Regions from separate parts of the Homo sapiens genome. Here region 2 is linked to region 1. The links are chromatin loops, found by intact Hi-C in ENCODE. Cell type or tissue: transverse colon. All regions are shown on one strand.

What was found. Hi-C counts contacts between places; a loop is a spot of excess contacts. Peaks named below come from ENCODE experiments on the same cell type or tissue, not always from the same donor. Only the 100,000 strongest peaks of a DNase experiment are listed, where the experiment ranks them.
Region 2: it touches region 1 in a loop (3-fold over the local background); 6 of 110 quality-filtered maps call a loop at or near these places.

The regions. Positions count from the first base shown.
Region 1 is chr12:89,369,297-89,371,796 of GRCh38, reverse strand. All of the region lies in intron 9 of POC1B-DUSP6 (POC1B-DUSP6 readthrough), which reads left to right. Among named protein-coding and RNA genes, the nearest start is that of DUSP6, 18 kb to the right of the region's middle. In transverse colon, no CTCF peak of the experiment used is centred here; a DNase peak (open chromatin) is centred at 1,236; H3K27ac peaks cover 2,105 bases.
Region 2 is chr12:89,038,868-89,041,367 of GRCh38, reverse strand. No RefSeq gene overlaps it. Among named protein-coding and RNA genes, the nearest start is that of LINC02458, 20 kb to the right of the region's middle. RefSeq lists an enhancer at 2,225-2,294. In transverse colon, no CTCF peak of the experiment used is centred here; a DNase peak (open chromatin) is centred at 1,057.

The DNA.
Region 1 (2,500 bases):
CACCTGATATTTGCCTATCTATCTACCTCTTTCCAAAGACCACATGAAGTACTTCACGTATATTATCTTCTACTCCTCACTCCACCCTGTGAGGTAGTGTCTTTATCCCCTAAGCCCAGAGGTTTAGCAACTTGCCTAATGTACCAGAAGCTGGAAGCAGAGTCAGGATTTGAACTGAGTCCCATCCAACTCCAGTTTGATGCAATTCAACAAATACCCACCAAGCACCTCCTCATGGACATGGGGACATGGCCATAATCACCTTCACTGGCTATTGTTCAGGATCTCCTTTAAAAGCATGATTTTAGTGGCAGCTTTTTGGTCTGTTATTGGGAAAACGTCACAAAGATCCCATTCATTGGTGTAAAACCTTTGGCATCACTTAGCGACAGACACTGTCTGTGATGCTGGATAAGATGCACAGAGGCTCCAGTTGGAAAATCCAGAATCCTCCTGACTTCTGCTGTTCTCTGTCTTTCTTTCTCTTTAGCAACTCATATGCTCATGTTTACCTGTGGCCATTTTTGTTGACCTGTTCATGAAGGATGATAACCTGTGAAATGATGCACCAGCAGGAGAGAGACGGGCCCAGGGTCCGCACCCTGTGCTGTTTGCTTTGTGAAATTCCAGACTGTTTAATCTGCTCTATCTCATCCTAATAACTCCAGATTCCACTTTTCTTAATGACTTTCCCCTCCTTAAGTGCTTACAGAGTTATCTTTGAAGAAGGAGAAAAAGAATAGATGAATCATTTGCAGGAAACGGGGGGAGAGACATGTGGTTGGAATGGCAGATGGCTGAGCATGTGGGCACATAGCTGTCTCTGTTGTTCCTTCCACCACCCTGTGGGAACGAGTCCTTTGGAAGTGTACATTCATTCCAAGGTGGGGGCTGTGCCCACTTTCAGGTACTAACACGTAAATCCACATCCGCTCGGAGTCATCTTAGACATCCAAACTCCAGGCTCAAACCCAGACTGGACTATTTATTATCTCCTTGAAGTTTTGGCATTAGACCTTCTAAAGATAAAGTGATAAACTACTTTCAATTAGTGACAACAGAATTTCTTGTGCTGTCTCCTTTCTCCTGCAGGATATGAAGTATGTGAATATTCTTCATGTGCCACAGTGCAAGTTGCCTGACCTCCTAAGGGCCTAGCAAATGCCTAGAGGGAAGAGGGAGGAGGGAGAATGTACATTCAGATAAAAATACGGGTTAAGCAGGAAAACATTGATTGTTCTTGCTGGGGCTTTTTGTGGCGAGGGCGTGGAAAGGACATAAAGATACTACAACCTCAGGGACAAGTGCTCATGTATAGTTCCTCAAAGTTAACTTCCTGCTCAATGTATGGAGATGACACTAATTCTGGTCATTTCACTTAAATAACTGAAGTGAGTTTCTAGAATCCAAGAGTACATAAAGTTTGAAAGACTATGACTTTTCCAGAAGGCTTCATTTAGCCCTTCTGTTACTTCTATGCAAATTTCCAAATGTCATCTGGATGTATACGCTAGGATAACCATTTGTTATTATTTTATTTTTAGATATATGACGCTTGTTTTATCAAGAGTCTCTTTCATTGATTTTTTTGTTTCCACTTCCATCACCACCATCTGCGCCCCCTCCCTTAGACCTATACCACAGCACATTAATGTGCAGAAAAATTAGAATTTGTCATATTTTCTCCACCAGCAGCCAGGGCAGCTGCAGGTGAAGGCGGGACGGAGCCCACCTGTCTTTGCTACCTGAACGCACCACCCTCTGGCCTCGGGGGGCTCCAGTGTGCCATGCCCAGCCGAAACACAGAGCTGCCCAGGCCTTCTGGAAGCTTCTGGTCTGAGGGAGGTGTCTCCGAGGATCCTTTTGCCTGCTGACTTCAATGATCCTGTATTAAGCTGTCAACTTTAACAGTCTGCACAGTTTCCAAAGCTTTACTACTCTTAGAGGACACATGCCTTAAAAAAGGAGGGGAGGAACCACGCTGCCACTAAAGCAGCCTGAAGTGCCTTAACTTGTGGAACCAACACTAATCAACCCTAAGTGCGCTACTGAAGGGAACTGCCTTCCCCGCTTCTGGGGGAGACTTACAGAGCGTGGAAGGAGGGCATTCTCTGTCAATGATGCACTAACCTCCCAATCTGATTTCCCTGAATCAGAGGGAAGGTGAGGGAGTGGGGAGGGGGATAGAGAGCTTGAGGGGACACTGTGTTTGAGCTGGAGTGCTGCGGGCAGCCTTTCTCATGGAATGACATGGATCAACTTTTTTCTTTGTTTCATCTTTTAAGTGTACGTGCTTGCCTGTTCATGTGTTCATAAACTCAATCAATCATAGTTTCCTGAGCAATAAAAAGCAAAGGGAAAAAGGAAAAAAACAAACAAAAAAAAGAATTTGTCATATTTTCCTTAGTGCAATAGGTGTTTTGGTAAAATATGCATCTGGAAATTGAGATTCGTGTTTTAGCACATATTATTATACATCACTTGGAAACAAAGCCTTGTG
Region 2 (2,500 bases), 330 kb after region 1:
TTTCCAGTAGGCCCATGTTCAGCACTGTTTCCTCTTTTCTACATCCAGCAAGCTGTGGCTCTGGGGTCTGGTCCGTAATATGAGGTTCCCATGGTTGCTTTTGCCAATCATCACAAACATGATGACTTAGAACAGCACACTTTGTTCTCTTACAGTTCTCGGGGGTGGGAGGGTATAAGTACAACATAGGTTTTAAGAGGGTAAAATGAAGGTGTTGGCAGGACCATGCACCCCCATCCATCCCACCACCAGCAGAGGCTCTAGGAAGAATCCCTTTTCTTACATTTTTTCTACCTTCTAGAATAGCATTTCTTGGCTCATGGCCCCTTACTTCATTGTCAAGGCCAGAATCTTCAAATCTCTCTTGACTTCTTCTTCACATCACCATCTCCTCCATGGTCAAATCTACCTCTTTTTCCTTCTTACGAGTACACTTGTGGTTGCATTTAGGGTCCACTTGGATAATCCAGGACACTCTTCCCATCTCAACAGCCTTAATTTAATCACATCTTCAAATGTGCTTTCTCTATATAAGGTAATATTCACAGGTTCCAGGATTAGATCTTGGATATCTTTGGGGGTCATGATTAGCCTGCCCTCTGCCATTTTGATTCAATATTCAAGGTGATTGTCACATCTTTTTCTCTGTGAAGGCTTCTTCTTGGAAATAAATTGGCTCATTGCCTGATTCACTTATGCTGAATATCAGTCAAACCATTTGGAAGGTTTCTGTTGAGAAATTTTTGTCTTTGTGGTTCCCATGAACCACTTACTTCCTTAGGCTCTCTTAAAATGTTCTAGACAAGCACAAAGAATGATTCACATTTATGTTTTATCTCAGATATAAATCCTTTTAATGATTCATGGGGTTTCTTACTGTGAAATCACCTTCTCAGAAGCTTCCTTTTCTAGGAATCTGATATGCTTTCAAATTTTCTATTGAAAAAATGCCTTCCTGCGCCACTTCTGTTATGTACATCTAGTGAATCCCTGTCGGCAGTGACAGGAAGTTCGCTTCCGTGCGAGGGCTGGCTGGCCCCAGGACACCTGTTGTGCTTGTGGTGAACATGAGATGTCAGGCCTGTGCTGCGCCTTCCTCCAGGCGGCCAGGTGGGAGGCCCAGCTGCTTCTCAGACCCAGGATCTTCATGGCTTTCTGCAGAGGCATGGGGTTCCTCTCATCTCGCATTTCATCTTCCACACGATTCACATTGTGTGAGGCTTCAACTCTGGGTCCCCTAGAGAATATTTTTATTCTGTGGCCTTTAGTTAGTTCATTCAACATGTGCCTGTCGAGTGCCTACTATGTATCTGACATTTTGCTGCATGCTGGGGATTTAAGGAGAAGCGAAGGACAGATCTTGCCCTCAGGATATCAAGTTGCTTAGTCAAAATAGGGTAATCCTGCATATTAATCATTTTTTAGTGGCAAGTGACAGAAACCAAATTCCATCTGGCTTAAATTTAAACTTAAACCATACTGACTTAAACATTAACTATGTAATGAAAAAGATACTTGATAATATTCTGTATCAGCTGGGGTCCAATCAGAGAACGGCTCAATCGATCAAAGGTGTCTGTGCGCGCGCACACACACACACACACACACACACACTAAGAGATTTATTACAAGAATTAGATCTATGCAATTTTGAAAGCTGGTTAGTTCATGAGTTTTCATATAGCTGTTGTCTTCATTTCTGATGCTGGAGCATGAAGACTTCAGAGCTAGCTGTCTAGCAGGAAAGTGGGATATATATATATATATATATATATATATATATATATATATATATCTGACCTCTGAGGATGGACTGGAACCTGGTCTGTGTCTTATCATCTGCAGACCACGTCAACTCCTTCCTGCAGAAGGAAAGATGGCACCCTTTGTCATCTTTCCAAGTGTCATGCTTTCCAAGTGCAAGCTAAACATGCACTTGGCCCAGGAGCCGGTGAAAGTGTAAGAGAATCTGAGGGAAGGTGGAGTAGATGTAAATCTGGCTGTTGACTCACAACAACAAAGGAAAGTCAGTAGATAACTGACAAAGCACATGCACTGCAGCAGAACCTGGTGCCCCTGCCCAGCCCTTTCAGACATAAAAACAATGTGGTTGCCTTCACCTCCACCTTCTGAATCCCATGCAAAATGTCTTTTGCGTTCCACTCTAATCAGACATTTATAGCAAAGGGGATTCTGAGTGACAGAGTGTAGCTTAGCCAAGTCAACACATGACAAAACTTCCCCATATTGGCATATGAAATGACTGGCTGGAGGTGTTCAAACCATTTCCTCAGAAATCTCTCAACTCTGTGTTTCTCTCTTTTGACTTCTTTCTGAGTCTATTCTCTCAGTTCAGCTTCATAGCCCAGTGGAAACAGAGCTTTTCTTTCTCAAGTCCTGGGCTGACGCTCATTGTCTCTGATTTGCTCAGAGGACATAGCACTCCCATTGGGCAGCCCTGTGTCACTTACCTTTTTCTGAAGTCAGGGTATGGAGCCGG